2 separate regions of the Homo sapiens genome follow, and region 2 is linked to region 1. Evidence: chromatin loops called from intact Hi-C (ENCODE). Cell type or tissue: psoas muscle. All regions are shown on one strand. Each heading gives the region's core, and the rest is flanking DNA. Links, peaks and the distances in the headings are about the cores only.

What was found. A loop is a pair of places that touch in the nucleus more often than their neighbours do. Peaks named below come from ENCODE experiments on the same cell type or tissue, not always from the same donor. Only the 100,000 strongest peaks of a DNase experiment are listed, where the experiment ranks them.
Region 2: it touches region 1 in a loop (2.3-fold over the local background); 2 of 110 quality-filtered maps call a loop at or near these places.

Annotation. Positions count from the first base shown.
Region 1 is chr18:2,146,075-2,150,476 of GRCh38, reverse strand. No RefSeq gene overlaps it. Among named protein-coding and RNA genes, the nearest start is that of METTL4, 420 kb to the left of the region's middle. In psoas muscle, for the core only: no CTCF peak of the experiment used is centred there; a DNase peak (open chromatin) is centred at 2,416.
Region 2 is chr18:2,086,583-2,090,984 of GRCh38, reverse strand. The region is part of intron 2 of LOC105371956 (a long non-coding RNA gene); the gene reads left to right. Among named protein-coding and RNA genes, the nearest start is that of METTL4, 480 kb to the left of the region's middle. In psoas muscle, for the core only: no CTCF peak of the experiment used is centred there; a DNase peak (open chromatin) is centred at 2,544.

The DNA.
Region 1 (4,402 bases), core at 198-4,197:
AACAATTGTTCCGACTAATTGGGCATACTGAACCGACAATGGGCAATGTTTTATTTATTTGTTTGTTTGCTTATTTTGGGGGATAAAGACACAATAAAAAATAATATAGTATCTTCATGTCCTGTTATATTTTTATATTAAGATTTAGTGAAATCTTGTTCAAAAAGCCAGTTGCTTCAAAATCAATAAATTATTCTTTGGCTTTGTTAATTTTTCTGTGTAGACCTGTTCAGCAGATGCAACCTGATTACGCCAGTGGTATTTTTATTAAATATTTGCCCCAAAGACAATTGCATTAGGGATTCAGAAAGAAGGAGCACTTACGAATTTGATGTATCTGGTATGAATTTTGGATATGAAGCTACCTAATCAGTTTGAAACGCAGTTTCTGAATCCTTAATTTAGACGTTGGTCTCAAACTGTGGCTAAACAGAGTATGAGTCAAATTGTATAAAATAAAGTGTGTACTTTTTTTGTGGGGGAGCTGTACATCACCCGTGAGGCTGTAGAAAGAATATCTCATTAAATATGGAGAGTTGGCTCTGGCATATGCTGCCCAGATTTTCCTTCTGAAATGAAATACTTATTCTCCAGCTGCTGGAAGTGGTATAAGAAGACACACCTCAGCTCATAGCCTTCTGCAAAGTGCCTTGGTTGAGAGGCCTTCCTTGCTCAAGATCACGCCCCTTTCCAGGGAAGGTGGCATCCTATGAATGTCAATGCAAATGTGTAAAGCCCTGTCCTTCACAGCCCTACTCTGGACCCAGAAGGGTCATCCCAGCTTGAGTTCCCCAAGGGGTTAGCCGAGGTCTTTGTTGAAGTCATCTTCTGCTTCTGCCCAACCATGCTTTGTTCCCTTTCCTTTCCTTACACAAATATTGGTCCCAAGAGTTTTTCAATAAATTTCTTGTGTGCTTGTCTTTGTCTTAGAGCTCGTTTTTATGGAGTTCAACTAATAACAATATTAAATTAGGAGAGCAGAGAGGTTTTGAACTAACAGAGACTTAACCAGGACTTGAGGCTAAGTTTTTTTCTCAAATTATCAAGTCTTAGTATGGAAATATTATTGATGAAGAGACCCAGATGCCATCAGCCAATTGCCCTTAGTTGCCTAGTACTGCAGAAGAGACTTGAATTCATAGCGCCTTATTATTGTTTTGGCTGCAGCATGGATTAGAGGTTTGTCTGTCATTTATGTTTCTGTTTAGCTGGTTCCAGTGTGAGGTTACCTATATATCTGACCTAAAAGTCCTCCAGCAAATCAGTTCAAGTGAATGATTTCACAGATCCAGATAATTCTCCATAGGCAATGTACAATTTTGGGTTTGACAGTTTCCTGAAATAGTCTGAGTTGGGCAAGAGTGGTTGTAGTCTTTTCTGGCCTCTGTAGTTTATTGCAAAAGACTTGAATTTGTAGAGACCTTCTGGAGTATTCCTGGGGGAATATCTGAATAGGATCAGAATCATACTTGGATCATTTTATTCAGGCTGAGTCGTCTGGGTCCATCCTTGGAGAAATCTAATTTCCTGGGCCTGCTTTTGTGGTTTGCTTCGACGTAGTGTGAAATGACTAGACCGTTGAAGAGTTTCTGTATCCTGTGCATTTGAATGACCTCCACATGACATAGCACAAGTGGTTCTAGGCTAGTTTTGTTCTCAGTGCCGCAGTTCTGTGTGAAAATTCACCTGTCAGAGCCAAGCTCCCATTTTGAGCTCCCTCTTTTTTGTTTTCCTCTGTGTTTTATTTAGTCTTTTGTAACTGTCTTGGAAGACGCTTAGTTGTTGTTTTAAAAGTTAGCCCAACTATTTTGAATGGGCCAGTATTTCTGCTGCAAGACACTTAAGAGAACAGCCAAGCTTATCTTAAATAGAACTGAGCTATCCATTGCCGTTGGTAGTTTGACCAGGCTAGTGGGAAGAAACTGAAAATGCTGTGGCCAGAAAATAGAAGACATGGACTCTTGAAAGAGTTTGGAGAAACATGACATCCTTTTAATGGATTTTTAAGTGTTATCTTTGGAAAGAGAAAATAAATTAGTCTTTTCTGTTTCTTAAGAAAGCAGGAATAGAATTAATGGGTGGAAGTTGGAAGGAGGCAGAGGAAGCACTTTCTAACAAATATTGTCTTGCATTTAAATGAGCTGTTGTGCTAATGTGTTCCATCTGATTAACATGTTGAAGGATAATCGAGGTGTCTACTTAGTTTGAGGTATTTTGCCTTCACTAGAGGACTGGATGGAAGAGGTTGCAATGTTGGTGCTCCCCAATGACCGCACTCCTGATATTTATACTCTGTGCAATCCTCTTCATGACTGCTGCTGAGCTCAGCCATGGGACTTGCTCTGGCCATTGGTACATGCATGAAGCAAGTGGAGGCATGCTGAGTGCTGCACATTTGTAACACTCCCTCTTGGAAGCCAGAAGGATGGCTTGAGGCCAGGAGTTTGAGGCCAGGGGCTGTGTCATAAAGAAGTTTGGGCTAAACTGCTGAATGATGGGAGGTACTTCAGGGAGGCAAAGCTCCCAGTTAAATGCAGCCGAATGAATGATTCTAGCCTCACCACAAAGAGAAGAAATATTACCCAATCAAGCTCAGAATCATGAGAAATAATAAGTCATTGGTTTAAGCCTCTAAGTTTTGGGGCGGTTTATTATGCAGCAGTACATTAATATAATGGAAATACTCAATTACATCATTTCTGGGAGCCTCCCCGACTCTTTTGCTCTCCAACTAGTTGTAAATAGTCGGGGGAAAGAACTTGAATAGATCAAAAAGCATATGGTTACAAGCCACCCTCTGAGATACTGTGGTTCATTCTTTCGCCTTGCGGAAATGCACATTTAAACTATCTTTACTTAGTGACAATCCAACAAGTACATAAATAGCTCCCACAAAAGGAACACTTCATCCATCTTCCTTGGCTGACTAATCCCGATTGTCTGGCAAATACTGTGGGTATGGGGATGATATCCTGGCTCTGAGATGAGAATAAAGATTCAAAATCTCCCGCAAACCTTCACATTTCTAAGTCTTCAGCAGATGTTAAATGCAATTTAATTAGCAATGATTAATTCCATATACTGTTTTCTTATCTATTAAATGAGGTTTCCACAGCAATTTAGTGGGAGAAAAGGAAACATTAAACAGAATATAAATCAATGTAAACAATTAAAATCAATCAGATTTTGTATTTGCCTTATAATTTAAAAAAAATAGTTATTGTGTGTTCTTCCTTTTCAAGAAATTCTTGATAATCAAAGTTTATTTTTTGTCCTTTCCACTGGTGTTTCAAACCAGGAGTATAAGGGAAAGGCACGGATCTTCCTGATGTGTTTGATTTATTTTGAATGTTGGTATATTCATGGATCAGAGCAGCAGTTTAGTTTCAGCTTAGCCTTTAGGAAATTTTTTATGATGCTGGTATATAAAATCATCATAAAGGTAAAGTCAATGCACTGCGGTTTCCCTGTATAATGTTCCTTCACTTATTTATTTTTTTGGGCTGCCATGAGAAGATATATTTATTTTTGCTGTTAACTGTTTGCTGAAGATTGGGTGACTAATACTTTTAGGTAGCTCAGTCAGTCCATGTTTTGGGGTTTCTTAAAAGTTTTGTTACACTGTGCAGCAGAGCAAAACCCTGTCTCAAAAAAAAGTTTTGCTACAAACGGTTATTAAAAATATTGATAGGGGCTGAGCATGGTGGCTCATTCCTGTAATGTCAGCACTTTGGGAGAATGGGATGGGAGGATCTCTTGCGGCCAGGAATTCAAGACTAGCCTGGGCAACACAGCAAGACCCCATCTCCAAAAACAAATTTTAAAAATTAGCCTGGCCTGTTAGTATGTGCTTGTAGTCCTAGGTAGTTGGGAGGCTGAGGCAGAAGGATGGTTTGAGGCCAGGAGTTTGAGGCTGCAGTGAGCTATGATCATGCCACTGCACTCCAGCCTGGGCGACAGAGCCAGGCCCTGTCTCCAACAAACAAACAAACAAACAAACAAATCCTAATATAAGTCGTGTCTGTGTTTAGTTACTTCCATGCTGGTGTGGTCAAGATCTAGAGTTCAGCCCATGAACAGGCTGGTGTACATTGTTTCCTGACTTCCTGACTAGAGCTGGACCCACAGCTCTAATCATCCACCTTGCAGATGGAGCACCTGGCAACTCAAAGGCAACGAAATGAGATACTGGGGATAGCCCAGGGCTTAGTCATCACTGCCTCTGGAAAAGTACCTCAAGATGGAGGCCCTGCATCAAATTTGAAGGGCACTTCATCAGATAAACTGAAAAAGTGCACTGTAGCACATCTCATGAATGGCCTGTGAGGGGAAAATTGCTGAAATGGTGATGAGAGGATGCTGGCTTCTTTTCCCATATGCTAGTCAAGGACAGTGGTATCAT
Region 2 (4,402 bases), core at 168-4,167, 59 kb after region 1:
AATCTTAAAAGTTTGCCTAGTATTCTCTTTGCTTGATTTCATCCCAAACGATCAATTTAACAAATCTCATTCTTGAGATGTTGAACTCATTTTCATGACTTGGAGTAGAGAGGCTTGACTCCAGGAATTATCTCTTGATTTTTTTTTCAAACTTTGGGATACTTAGTTTATGGTAAAACTTCTAGTTAGACCATTTGCATTTAAAGACAAAATGCATCTTCTTTTTCTTAAGACATACTGAGATAGAACAAATGCTGTCTACTGAGTATACATTCTGGATCAAATCCTTCATGTATGTTGCCACTAATTTTCACAACAAGTCTGCAAGGGAGAAATTATTAATTCTTTATAAATGAGAAAACTGAATTTCAGAGAAGGTGGTACTTAATTTGCTTCAGGTTTCATAGTTACGAAGAGTCAGAGGTGGGACTGAAACCTAGGTCACATGGGGGTCAAGCCACCAGGATGGCTCCCTGAGGAAGATATTGGTTCTGGGATGGAGCAGATAAAAAATGAAAGGTGAAGCTCACTGAATGACTTTGTGAAAATAGATAGGAAGATAAAAAATAATACTTTAAAACACGACCTTTGTTAAGTTTTTTTTCTTATTTAAAATCAAAAAACCCAGGAGAGAAGGGGAAATTTCAAAATTAAATATTAGTCAATGCAAACTATTCTCTTCTAAAAAGATACTTAAAATCTTAAATTTCTGGAAATTGTATAGTCTTGAGCATTTATGCTGATTCGATTTATCTGTAAAATAGAGGGAAAGATGTTTTGAGTTGACTAATAAAATAAGTGGTTTCTTTTCTTCTGAGGGCCTCATTATACTGCAAGGCTTAGAGCAGTGTCAGCAGCAGAAGCATCAATTTAACACTCACTAAGGCTCCAAATGTATTGAATGCTAAGTAGGTGAAGAACTTACACAATTTAGGAAGCACTACTTTGAGGAAGATGGGAGCATAAACAGCATCATCTTTTCATGTTAGGGCTTTTTATTCATTTGTCATGTTCAAATGCTCATTGTATAACTGTAAGGTAAGATAATGTTTAAAGAGCCTGATGTGTTTAGCTCATGAGAGGCAACATACCTCAGTGCTTATGGTCTCCTCAGCAAGATTTCCTGGGTGCAAATCCTGAATCAGCCATTTACCAGCGGTTGTACCGAACCCCTCTTAACCTCATTAGGGAAGGCACCAGGTTCAAGAGGTGGAAGAAGAGACCCAGAACCAGAAAGCAAGACATGGCTTATACTAAGGGATTATATACAGGGGAGAGAGTCCATGGTGGTGGGCTGGACAGCATACCCCACTTCCTGCAGTTCAGTGGCAGTGGGCTGGGCAGGAAAACCACAACTGCTTGTAAACAGCATGCAGTTGATACAGCATTTTCATTCAACACCCGCCCTAACACCCTCCACCTGGCAACCTTCATTTAACCCAAAACTCAGGGCCTCAATCCCCTGTACAGCTTGTATTCCACAGGATGATGGTGGGGCAGTGGGCAGCGGGTGAGTGGGTGGGGGGGCAGTGAATGGGGTGCCAGATGTTTCTCATAGATAACAAATGTATCTCTGAGTTGGCCACTTCTGGATTCCCTAGCTCAGAGCACATAGTCAGGTGCATGTGCCATACACGGTCATTCTAAGGGTTTGCTTGTTATTGCTATAAGGTGTATTTACTCTACACTAGCTGTGTTTTCTTTATGAATAGTTTAACCCCTCTGGTTCTCAGTTTGCTCATCTCCAAAATAGAGATAATAACAGAAGCTCTCTCACAGGGCTGTTATGAGAATTACACGGTGTAAGAGCAAGCTGTAACGTATTTAGAATGTTTTATAATATATAGTAAGTGCTATGTGAGTGTTTGATGCTTGTTTTAGGAAACAACTTATAAAAATGGATACTTGGGTAAATAATAACTCTATCCACAACACATAATTTTGAAAATGCAATTTCACAATTTCTTCAATGTTTTTAGCACCAAAGAGATGCCATGATACATTTCTGTTGTGGTGTCCTGTGTTAAACAGAAGCTAACTCATTCTAATGAAACTTTGGAAAGATTCGAAGTCTCTAAGTTTGTTTGAAGTGGGTTTTCCTTAAATCAGGGAAGAGGTTGGGTAAGATTGACACTTTCAGTTCTAGAATATCAAGAGCAAAGAATATTTCCTGAACAATTTCAGAGAAAAACAACAAGAAGGTTGGAACTGCATCTGATTTCTCAACATGTATATCTTGCACCAGAGGACAGCAAGGCCATAGTTTAAAAAATCTGAAGGAAGATTATTTTAACCTAGAATTCTATGCCCAGCCAATCTTACAATCAAGTGCACAATAGGTTAGCAACATTTCCAGATGGTCAAAGGCTCAGAAAGTTACCTACCATACTTCCTAAGTCCTAAGTCTTACGTAAGAAATTACTTAAAGATGAACTAGAGTGAAATGAGGAGCAAAGCAAGCCAGAACAACAGATGGCAATGAGGAAACAGTTGATCCTGCTCAGGAGAGGAATGAAGCAAGTTCCTGTGATGACAGCTGGGCAGTCAGCCTGAGAGCCATTGGTTCAGGCTTGAGCAAGGAGAGAGAGGACCAGAAAGGAGGAAAACTGAGAGAGTTTCAAGAAATTTGGTAATGTTCTTGAGGGAGTAGTTATGTTAAGGCAGACTACATAAGGAAAAAGAAATGGCAGTTAGTAAAAACAGGAAAAACATATTGAGTCCTCAATTGGACCAAGGGCAACACTGGATCATTGTTTCTGTCTCTTCTCTCTTGATTATGTTATCAGCTTCTATGTGATTCATTAACTGAAATAAACTTCTCCAGTTCCTCCCTTCTGTGCACTGGGATTGAGGGGAGAGTGAATTGTTCATGTTCTCTGTCACTAAGCCTAGAATAGTTGCACTGACTCTCACGCAGAGACAGGCCACAGTCAGTGGAGCAGTGCAGCAGTGCAGCAGCCTCCAACAGCCTTAGAGATGAGACTCAGCAAAACTGACTGTATTCATCATTCAACATTCACTGTTGATAAAGACATACCCGAGACTGGGTAATTTGTAAAGAAAAAGAGGCTTAACGGACTCACAGTTCTACACGGCTGGAGAGGCCTCACAATCTTGGTGGAAGGCAAAAGGCACTTCTTAACATGGTGGCGGCAAAAGAGAATGAGAGCCAAGCAAAAGTGGAAACCCCTTGTTAAACCATCAGATATCGTGAGACTTCTTCACTTTCAGGGCAACAGTATGGGGAACCCTTCCCGTGATTCAATTATCTTCCACTGGGTCCCTCTCACAACATGTGGGAATTATGGGAGCTACAATTCAAGATGACATTTGGGTGGGGACACAGCCAAACCATATCACTGATGGAATGGTGAAGAGAACTAGCCATTAGCAAGATGACAAACTGGTTAGTGCTGTCGTTCAGGAGAAAGCAACTTTTCTGACTCATGCCAGACAACTGTGTTTATTGCAAAGGGCAGAATCCTTCATCACAACTGACAGAGGCCTTGCTTTTGATACCTATTTTCCATGTGCCTGTGTCTGGATAGGACATTGTGTCTCAGGCTACCAAGGAACACTTTCATTTTCACACTATGATGTTGTTAGCATCATGCATTACTTTGAAATTGTAGTTTGGTTAAATTGTTCTTAAGCTCAGAAATTGGGACCATGCGTGTCAGTGTATTTGGGCTTTAAATAATGATAAAGTATTTTGGCTGGGCGTGGTGGCTCACACCAGTTATCCCAGCACCTTGGGAGGCCAAGGCAGGTGGATCAAAGGGAGGTCAGGAGTTCAAGACCAGCTTGCCCAACATGGTGAAACCTGATCTCTACTAAAAAAAAATACAAAAATTAGCCAGGCATGGTGGTGCATGCCTAGAGTCTCAGCTACTCAGGAGGCTCATGCAGGAGAATCGCTTGAACCCAGGAGGTGGAGGTTGCAGTGAGCTGTGATGTTGCCACTGCACTTCAGCCTGGGCAATAGAACAAGACTCTGTCTTAAAAAAATAATAATAATAAAAATAATGATAAGGTATTTTTTATATAAATAAGAAGTAATCATTCTATTAAAGAACACATTTAATATAGGATGCCAAAAGTATTAATAGCAATTTCCACATTGGAACACCTTAGGTCCTAATGATGACTTATCCATTACTAGGGAATCAGTAATACATGATCTATTTGCACTCAGGAAGGTTCAGGAAAGAAGGCTAGATGTACATAATCTGGGAATGTTCATTAACATTTCCCTCATTATTGCCTCATAAATTATTTTATCAGATAACAGTAGTTTCTCTCAGAAACTGGTTTCAACTCTTTATTTCAAACTTCCAAAGAAAAATGATGTAATAGTTCCTATGAATTATATCAGCTGTGATCTTGAGAAGGCTACTTGAAA